Linked DNA regions of Homo sapiens: region 2 is linked to region 1. The links are chromatin loops, found by intact Hi-C in ENCODE. Cell type or tissue: sigmoid colon. All regions are shown on one strand. Links, peaks and the distances in the headings refer to the core of each region. The heading gives the core; the rest is flanking DNA.

Region 1 (5,379 bases), core at 239-5,238:
GTAAATTGAAGCCTAAATTCAAAAGCAGGGTAGATAATTTTAAAAGGGATTCACATTCTGTGCATACTTCTTAGCCCTCCACTTAGGCCATTCTTATTTCCCTCTCATTACACACACACATGCATGCGTGTGAACACACACACAGGTGTGCACTGGTATGCCTCTTCTCAAAAACAGAGAAGAAATAAGATTAGGGTAATAATCCATTCAACGTTGGTTTTATTGTTGCTTTATTTTCAACAGCTATATTCAAAAATAAACCAGCATCAAAGGGGAAACAAAAAGTAAATGCTATTAAAGTTTTTTTTTTTCCTTGCCTAGATGTTTATTTGCTGAGGAAACTAAACACTAATGTCTGAGGTGTGTTTCAATACACATGGTGCAAATACTTATCTGCTTGAATCTTTCACAGAACAGGGTATCAAAGTAGATGTTTTCCTAGACAATCTTTTGAAATAATGTACTTCATCTCTACCTTACCACAAACAAGAAAACGCACAATTTTCAGCAAGTTACAACATTATTCAAAAGAAATTTCTTAGCAAAAAGTACATTTAAGGAGTTGCAGAGAACAGATTCTGAATGCCCAGCCACTAGTCACCCACCACAGCAATCAGCATCTCCTTGTCCAAACCATCCGGGGTGGCCCAAGAAACTTTCAGTGGGAAAATAGATACAGTTATTAAAAGTGACAGCAGGGAATTCATCAGCAAAACTGAATTAAATCAGAATTCTGAGTTCCAGCCTAACAGGCTCCTGCTAAGCTACTCTGGCTTTTAAATAAGTACCTGCATTTAAGGATGCACCGAGAAAGATGTGATAATGTGAACACAACACACATACCCTTTTTGTCAGAACAATGGGTCATCAAAGGTAAAAATTAACTAGGGAATTTCCAGCATTTTTCTTCATTGTGTACACCTCTCCTTCCTCCAGGCCCAAGAGAGGGTGAATAATGCTTATCTAGTTATGGAAGGGAAGAAAAGCTAGTCACAGAGCAACCCCGCACGGAATCTGCAGAACCCTAGATATATTTGACTTTGTCCACTCCCTTCCTCTGCGCTTCGCTAAAGCCCACACCTCTTGGGATGGAACCTAACGTGCCTTCCGCTTACAAACCGCTCTGCTAGGTTAGCCCCAACCACCATGCAACCTTTACGAAGTTACTTGTGCGTCCACACTGAGCGCGGATCACCTCAGCCACAGCCCAATAGAGCAAGGAACCAGGAGCTCCCGAAGCCCGGACACGAGCCGCGGCCAGTGCTGGGCGCCCTCAGGCGCTGCGCTCACGTGGTAGCGGCCCCGGGCACGTGCGCCTCCGACCTTAGGCGGCGAGAGGGAAGCGCCGCCCCGCGCGCGCGAGAGGCTGGCAGCGGCGCCAGAGGCGTAGAAGGGAGGGGAAGGACCTGGGACATTCAGGGACCCTGCGAGGCAAGAAGCTGAGCTTCAGGCAGTGCCGGTCCGACTGCATTTCCCTGGGGTGTTAGCTGGAAGGAAGACACAAATTTGAATGGGGTAGCAACTTAAAAACATTTTTCTTTTCAGTTTATTTTAAATGGGCAAATGCATCAGAATCCCATCTAGAAGTGAGTTCTTCCGAGATTGTCACAATCCCTTTCTAGCCTGGAACCCACACTTGAAATTCCTGGTAAAAGAGGGAGCCAAGGTGTCTCCAGGTAGCAATGCCATCCTCCTGTATCTTTTGGGGAACCCTGCCAACTCGCTCTCGAACAAGCGCTGGGAAACCGCGCCCTGGGGGAGAGGGGAAAGAAGACGGTGTCCCTTCCATATGCATAAAGCCCGCTGAGTGTTGGAATTTAAAACCTACAGCAGCAAGCTATATTTACGACTTGTTTCGTTTTGCTGGGGGAGGGGAGAGGGATCAGAAACTCTAGGACCTTATTCCCAAACTGGGAGATGGGAGCTTGGCAGTGGATCCCACTGGCACAGAACTCTAGTCAACTGGGGCCGCAGCGGCTGCCACTTGCGGGTGGGGAAGGGAAGGAAAAGGAGGGGGAGAGAAGGAGGGGCGGCGGAGGGGCTGACGCGGGAGGGAAGGAAACAGGTGAGCTCCCACCGCCACCCATGGGAAACCCAGCGCAGCGGCCCCCGGCGCGCCACCGTCCCAACCTGGAGAGCCACTTACCGGCTTTACACGGGTCCTTGTAATCTATAGTCTCTGTTTTATCCTCTTCGTTCCCATCAAAAGTGTAATCATAATCGAGGCCAGCGCAGACCCATAGCTCCCCGTAGAAAACAATCCCCGAGGCCACCAGCCACACGAGCATCCTCGGGGAAAGCGTTCCCAACCCCATCCTCCTCCCCCGGAGGAAAAGGAGGGGACGGGACCCAGAGGTTAGGCAGCCGCGGTCCGCGCTGATGTGCGGGGCTAGGGGCACCGGTGCTCTTCTCCCCACCCGGAGGCTCCTCGGCGGGACCGGGGTGCTCAGGTGTCCGGAAACATGTGGATGCCGCCGGGACAGTAGAGAGGGCAAGCACTGCCTGTTACCCCCAGTCGCAGGGAGAAGTTGGCTAGGGGCCCACGGGTGGGCGGAGGGCAGGTAAGGAACTCTGCACTCGGAGGCGGGGAGGGCGCAGGCAAACTCGGCTCTGGCGGCGCTGGCGCTCGCAGCCTGCCAGGTCGTCCTTCTGGCTGCCGAACTTCCCGCGGCCGCGGCTCGGCGAGCGGCGCCCCGCGGGCTCAGCTGCCACCAGAGCTCGGACTCCCGCGCCGCGTCCCCGCTGCTGCCAGGACTCCGCGGCCGAGCGCGAGCCGCCGCCGCCTGAGCCCAAAGCCGCCGCCGCAGCTCCGAGAAGATGAATCCGGTCTGCACATCAGCACATCTGAATTGAAAGGGGAGACCGAGGAAGGGGGTGGGGGCCAGGCATTTCTACGCCGCGAGACCTTAAAAGCCTGCAGAAGCCAGCAAAGCAACTGACTGCAAGAGAGCAAAAGTGTGAGGATTTGGGGATGCACTGTTTGCCTTCCCCCCGCCAGCCTGTCTTTTTACCCTCTTCCTAACTTGAAAAAAAAAAATATTCGCACCATCTAACCCAATCACTTGCATCCTGCTTACTTATTCATACAATCAGGGTCAGGATCCGGACCACAGCCTCCTCTCTTGACTTCTTTTGATAGCCTTAGACAAACAAACAGACAGGAGCGCGCTGACAATTCCATTTATATTTTACCAAAGATAAAAATGAATATATTATGTATCTGTGTACGCAAACAGCAATTAATAGATGATGTACGTGTCAGTTGAGAGTGCCAGACCGGGGGTGGAGCGAAGGATCGTGATAACTTAGCTGCAAATCCATATTTCCCCTCCCCCCAAATAAACAGCGAGTGTGTATTTCTTTCCTTTGCTGCTGTTTAACCTTAGAGCAGCGCAGGAATGGAGGAAAAGTGTGCGAGTCTTCACGATTTTGGTAAGAAAATAAACAGACTACTGTTGGTCTCCTAACCAACAAAGTTTTGCTAAGAACTAAGATCCTCAGAACTGCAATTAAAAAAAAAATCCAAAATCGAGTTACAGATTGCAGCAGCAGGAAACGCTGAGACCTTGCCGATGGGCTGGCGCTATGGCTCACGTGGGCGCAGGAAGGGAAGCTGGATGGAATACTCGGGAAGCAAATTTTCTGTGACAGTTCTGGCGCCCATGAGCAGAGTTGCTCAGTATCCTTCGGCTTCAGTAATGTTTTACTTCTTCAGAGGAGAGGGTGTAAAACCTGGCAGGAGGGTCAGCGAGGTAAACCACATGTCAGCCGAGCAGACTCAAGACAAACACAGGTTGTGGGAAATTGGGGAGGAAAAAAATCAGAGGAAATCTCTGTAAAACCCCTGTTGTGAGCAATTCCGAGGTTTCCCCACATCTGCAAGTAGTTTCCAAAATAGGTGAGATGACTTCTCCCCCAACAAGCTTCCAAGGGACTGGTGATTGGGAGCTTTCCTTTTCCAACTAAATCTTTAAAACTGTCACTTTAGCAAGGACTTGTAAAAAAAAAAAAAGCCTTACATATTATTTGACTAGTGTTCCCCCTATCCAAGTTATCATCTAGAGGAATGTATGAAGGTAAACACACACACACACACACACACACACACACACACACACACACAACTTTGACAGATAAAGTCATCTTTGGTTTGGAGATTTTACTAGGTTTTATTCATGTTTGTTAGAGAAAAGTAAGAAGCCAATCTTGAAAAAGTACCAAGTATTTTCAACTTAAACTAAAAGTATAGGAAGGCTAGGTGGAACTGAACTGACCAAGTGTTCTTTGCAAAACTGGGTCTTTCTCAGAGGCCACTGCAATGATGGAGCTTCCCTTCCATAGATCTTAAGCTTTTAATGCCCAGGATACAGAGCAGAAGTAGATTTTTAAAAAGAACATGTTCAATAAGCAGGTAGAGGCGTTTGATTTTGAAATCTCTTGCTGAGTCATTCTCAAATTCTCTTACCCATCCAAAAAAAAAAAAGTTTGCATAATTAATAATAGTGTTGCCCTAGTGCAGAGCTCAACAAGAATATGTCCTGCTTAGCCCATCTGAAAGCCTAGAGAATGCATATGTCATCTAGAGGATTCCTGCTCTTGAGCTGCTGACAGTGTTCCCATTCCCTATCCCAAACCTTAAAAATGTCCCTTGTTAATCTAAATGCCTGCAAACATCTCCTTAGACTATTTTATCATGTGTAAATTTGCAAGAAGTTTTACCTGTGGTTTGCCTAAACATCACTTACTTTGCAGGAATAAATATGTTTTATTCATTTGTTCTGGGAAAAAAAGTACTGTATAGGGATAATAGCTTCATTATGTATAATGACACCTATTACTTTTAACATGTGTTTCATTATTTGGTTTTATAATTTTATGAATTTGTAGTCCAGAGAGTTAGAATGATTTTCATAGTAGAACTTCAAGTCAAAATACAGGAATGTTTCTTTACAGCTAATATACTTGCAGAGAATACCTACATCACAATACCCAGGCTTAATCCCTGATTTATTTTTAAATATTAAATCTAACTCTAGGTTGTAATAAGAAACTTCATTTTTTTAAACTAATTTTGTCTCTATAGTTGTTATGATTACAAACTAAAAATAGATTTTTCCTTGTCCATGAAAGAAACATAAATTTGCAAGAATATGTATGTGAGCAAGGAGTTGATTGCTGTGTCATAGTATAGCTGCAGACACGCAGTACGTGAATTCAATCTCCTCAGAAAGACAAAAAGGAGAAATTGATTCCCTTAGTAAGACATGTGCTGATGTTGCCCTGGCTTCTAGCTGACAAGCTCTCTTGATCACCATTGCCACCTACAACAGGACCCCATCACTCTCAGCAATAATAGGGAATGAAGCCAACCAAGAGTGC
Region 2 (5,379 bases), core at 310-5,309, 170 kb before region 1:
TGACATAAATAGAAGAAGAGTGGGTTTAGTAAGTAAAATAAAATAAGCAAGGGTTCGGTTTTGGTCATGTAAAGACAAGAGATCTACCAGATATCAAAATATGTCTAACATATAAATGAGGGAGGCAGAAACATATAGAAATAAAGTAATATGAAGATAGGACAGGAAACTAGAGACAATAAATAAAATGTACTCTCAGCCATTCTATGACATGACTTTTCCCAGGTCATAAACTGTAGTCATCACTGATTCATTCATTCAGTAAACAAGTATTTATTAAGCAACTACTGTGTGTCAGGCATGGTTCTAAGTGCCTGAGGTGCATATCTTTTCCATTTGTCCTTATGTTATCTTATTTTTGAAGACTGTCACTGCTATTGCATTGATAAATAAAAAAATAAACTACAAATCAACTAAGGTAGCAACTTCATGCATCAGTTTTCAGGCTGATGGAATGAATGCATTTTCTGACATCATGTCTATAATAGAATTCCACAAAAAAACTGAATTACATATTAAAAGACAGTTAATCTCTTAATTCTTGAAATATCACAAAACAGCAAACACAGACATTGGGTGGATAATTTTTATGAGCCTTTTTTTTGTCTAAATCATGGGTGAAATTTTTCTACTCAATTTTAATTAACTATCAACAATAAACCGGTCTATTTGAACAGTATTTGCAAACCTATTAGTCCATTAAATTAACAAAGTTCAACTGTCAATCAAATAATGGCAAAACCAGTTTCCAAAAGTACAAAAAAAAAATGGTCTGGAGCATAAAATACAACATAATGATTAAAGTAGAAAGTATATATTTTTTTGGTAACAAAAGGAAATACATCTGGGAAGTTAAATGGTACATGCAAGGGGACAGAGACAAGTACTGAAGAAATAGAATTTACAGGCTTCCAGATGAGGATGAGAGATTCTCTGGCTTTACTGGCAATCCCTGGATTCTCCTGGTGCTCCTGCTGCAGGTACAGACACACAACCATGACCACGGTCACTGCCCTCAGTAAGTAGTGTTCATAGTGCTCATTACTACCCACTGGGTAGTAGGGCTCATGACTACCTTCTGATCACTTAGTGAATTAGTCTTCCAATCAGTAAAGACTCCATCTCCAATCATGTATCTAAATTTCTAACCCTGGTTGGGACCTACCACCTGCATCTCATTGTTCTTCTCCACTTCAGCTTGGGCTCTCAATTACTAGACCAACTCTGATTTAAACATACTCTGGAGTTCCTGAGAAATTCCTCTATTTCTTGGCTTTAAATGTTTAACTCAGTCCCTTTCAACCCACAAAAATGACTCACGGGCCAGCGTGTTAGTTCTGGACCCAGACTTTGATCCAAAAATTCTGATTGGCCTTTGGTTTCTTCTGACCCGTCATCTAATAACACAACGATGCTGCTGATCTCCCTGATGAATATTTTTAACGAGGTTGAAAGCTCGTAAGAACACTTAAAATCCCTATTTTTGATATAAACAATTATCTGTGTTATGGTAAAAAAAAAAAAGGTGAAAAATGTTTTGTTCCTCTTACAAAAAAGACTTTCTACCTTTTAATCTCTTAGTTTAGAAGAGAAATAAAAGTTCTATTACTTAATGGACACTCTTGTGAAATAAGCCTGTGCATTTGTCAAAAGAAACTATTGTCAGTACTTCAAACATTCTAATTCAAATAGCACAGATAATGTAAACTCACTTTAATCTTCTTGAAAACGTCTCCAAACGAGGAAAGAAGAAAAAAAACCCTTTTGCTCTTGATGTTGCATTTTATGAGCGATCCTTTGCTTCTTTGCTGATTAAAAGGCTGACTCTCTGTTTCTTTGCTGATTTAATGAGGATTCTCTTAAATGCCATTGTCGTTTATGGAGAATATTTGCCAGGAAGATAGCCTAAAAGACTTTACCTCAAAGGACTGAAAGGTCAGCCCGACGTGGTAGCTCTCAGACACTGTTATTTTCCACACACATTCTTTCATCGGGCGATAGTCATCAGGATAATTGGGAGACTGAATCTGTCCTTCATTTTTACGTATCTCACCTCCACAGATCGCTGAAGAAAGCCAAAAAATAAACAAATAACTAAGCCTGGACATGCTATTTCATTTTCATTTTCTTCTAGGGTAACATTGAAGTTCAGCTCCTGTAGCTCAGTACATAAAGACCAGGCTATAAAAATCAAAGTTGACTGGTTGTAATGTAGCAAATATTTATGTGGTAAAAAAAACCTAGTAAAGTAACTACAAATATTAGATAATGGTCAAGGAATAAATAATTTTTAATCCTATCTTAACGAAAAGGTATTTTTTAACCTTTAAAAACCTTTAGTGGCTTTGTGAATTTATTCTCTGTGAGTTTGTTCTGTGATTCTCTGAGCTGCTTCCTTTGGTCTTTCGACCACAGGTAAAATAGCTCATCAGAAGAGGAGCCTCATCCTGAACAGAACTCACTGGGTCTCTGGCAGCGAGTTAGTGTCATGTGCGCAGCGTCCGTGACTCCCTCCAAATAATCCTCTTCACTACTAGGCAGTTAATCCTTAAAACAAAATGCTTCCGTTTACTTAAAAGTTTAAGGGAAGCAGAAATCTTCTGTCTTCAAAATTACTTAAACTGCTGTACTAGGAAGTGTCTCCTCCACCCACAACCTGGCAAGAAAGGAGCTGGTTTTAAAGCCAAGAAAGCACAATGCCAGTTTATTGTTTTAGAGAAGCATAAAACAAAGCATTTAATAAGTCCTTCCTCAAATGCTGACTCTCTTATTTAGATAAAGCATGCCTCAGAAATCGGCACAATTACTTTCTGTGCAATTTCCTCTAATAAAAAGTATTTCGGGAATACAGGGACCAAACAGACACAAAATCAGTACAAAGGAAAATGATAATTTCTTCATAATGTTTTAAAACTATCATGAAACAATTAAACTTTAAGAATTCTTGAGCCATTTGCTTTTTTCTCCACACATCCTGAACACATTTAGATATTATTACATCACTGATACTAGACAACAGGTTGTTCTTGCAATTTAAATTTACTGTTAAAATTATCTGTATGAATATTATAATACAGATTCAGAAAAATTCATAATTTTACAATATGGTCACAATGTCATTGTAATGAAATTAAGAAACGAACATTTCTGTTGAGATATAAGATGAACTACTCTCTAAAATTCAATGTGACTTACCTTCATAGACAGCTGCAAAGCCTTTTCCTACCCAATTACTGCTGCTACGAAACTCAATCCACATTCTGCTGTCTGTAGAAGTAAGAACTTCAGGCAATTTGTCCCCACAGAATCTACCTAAAAGAAATAAAAGAATAAAGAGAAACTCCTAAATAGGACTCTATATTCTACGTTCTTTTTGTACTAGTCACAAATAATATGTAAACACCGATTTGGTTCACATTTCTATTCCAAGTGATTGCAGCCACAACTGTGCCTTAAATTTACTTACTAATGGTAGATAAACAAAACAATGTCTTCATATATATTTATAAAGTATTTGACCATCAGCCTCAGAGTAGCTGACTGATGTCAGTATTGTTACCATATGTAGAAGTAAGATGGTTACTCAAAAACAATATTTGAAAAAGGTCAAATGATGCATCAAGGTGGGGAATATTATTTAATGGGGAACAGAAAAAAGGTGCAAGTCACCCTAAGAAAGTGGTTTCAAATTGTCAACCTGGCCAATAGCAGGGAAATGACTTGGTTAAGAATGTGCTCTCGGCCAGGCACAGTGGCTCACGCCTGTAATCCCAGGACTTTGGGAGGCCGAGGTGGGTGGATCATAAGGTCAAGAAATCGAGACCATCTTGGACAATATGGTGAAACCCTGTCTCTACTAAAAATACAAAAATTAGCTGGGCGTAGTGGCACGTGCCTATAGTCCCAGCTACTCGGAAGGCTGAGGCAGGAGAATCGCTTGAGTCCGAGAGGCAGAGGTTGCAGTGAGCCGAGATGGCACCACTGCACTCCAGCCTGGCGACAGAGCAAGACTCCATTTCAAAAAAAAAAAAAAAGAAAGAAAGAAAGAAAGAATGTGCTCTCAGCTCAAAGTGGAGTTCTTTATTCACCTAGGTTCAACAGCACTCCTGAGGAAAACCCCAAGGCTACTCTTGGTATCTTTTATCACTGCACACATTCCATCTCATCTATAAAGCTATAATCTGTAGATTATATCTGTTTAGGCAGAATAACAAATACTATCAGAAGACTTGAGCATAATTTCTAATTTCTTCTAATTCTGTATCCAGAAATATGAATTACAGCAAATAAATATAATACCTGTCATTCCTTCCTTCCTTATCTTTCCACAAATATTTATGCTTATGTCTGCCTCTATGCTCAAAGCTTTCACATGATCACAAAATGCTTAAATATAACAAAGCACATGCAATAATTCTACAAACATGTTATCCATTTTTGTGTCTCTGGAAATGGCATACATAGTTTTAGTGTATGAAAAATGTAGCTGACTTGCATAAAGCAAGTTCATACTAACAGCTAACAGGTGAAGACATATTGTCCTAAATTGCAAAGCAAATTAGAGGCAGATAACACAGAGCAGTGTGTTTTAAACTGTAGTGTGCATCTGAATTTCTAGGAAATCTATTAAAATGCAAACCCTAATTCAGAGGATATAGAGTGAGAGCCAAGTTTCTACAATTCTAACAGCTTTCCAGATGATTTTGATGCTACCAATCTAAGTGCTGCACTTTTTGGAGCAAGGTCTTAGAAGAAATAGTAAGGAAAGCTTTTCACACAAAAACCATGATTACACTGCCTCACTCTGGTGGTCCATTATACATTGAGCCATGTAATGCTGATGGTGCTCTAAAAAGAAGTGTCGTTCAGAATTTTAGCTCTAGATTTGTTTCTCTAATATGAGTTTAATGAAATATTTTCTTTGGCTTGTGCATACATATGTAAAAAATTGCTTCATCTAGGCTAAGAAACTAAATATGGAAGACAATGTTTTCCTCAACCTGACTTACCACATTAGTTCAATTCTTTATTTTTAAATATTTCTACAGATCTCTTGGATTTACTATGGCTGCTGTCACTTTTAATACAATTGTGCCCATTCAGTAGGTGTTAGATGTTAAAAGAGCTGTACAGTTCATCAATGCAACTGAGCAAAACTACTTCTAAAAGTAAAGAAAAAGTTACAATCTCAGAAAAAGATCAATATAGAGTAGATGCCTGCATGCTCCAAACAGCTCTCACCTTTAAGTAAAACAGAGGGCAACAGTAAACTGCCTATGCAAGTTAATAGTGTGGTCTGTGGTTAAACGTTGACAGCAGACTTTCATGAGCACCAGATCTGAGCTACAGTTTATGACACAAACTACAAATGTCTCTTCT

What was found. Hi-C counts contacts between places; a loop is a spot of excess contacts. Peaks named below come from ENCODE experiments on the same cell type or tissue, not always from the same donor. Only the 100,000 strongest peaks of a DNase experiment are listed, where the experiment ranks them.
Region 2: a loop joins it to region 1, with 3 times the contacts of the local background. A loop is called at or near these places in 3 of 110 quality-filtered maps.

What each region holds. Positions count from the first base shown.
Region 1 is chr4:165,870,841-165,876,219 of GRCh38, reverse strand. It overlaps TLL1 (tolloid like 1), which reads right to left and starts at 2,983. Exons shown (of 21, transcript NM_012464.5): 1 at 2,147-2,983. The coding sequence starts at 2,315. In sigmoid colon, for the core only: no CTCF peak of the experiment used is centred there; DNase peaks (open chromatin) are centred at 1,289 and 2,489; H3K4me3 peaks cover 3,275 bases; H3K27me3 peaks cover 2,220 bases.
Region 2 is chr4:166,039,960-166,045,338 of GRCh38, reverse strand. TLL1 (tolloid like 1) reads right to left here. Exons shown (of 21, transcript NM_012464.5): 11 at 3,196-3,312; 12 at 1,920-2,065. Among named protein-coding and RNA genes, the nearest start is that of TLL1, 170 kb to the right of the region's middle. RefSeq lists an enhancer at 1,508-2,707. In sigmoid colon, for the core only: no CTCF peak of the experiment used is centred there; no DNase peak of the experiment used is centred there; H3K4me3 peaks cover 1,097 bases.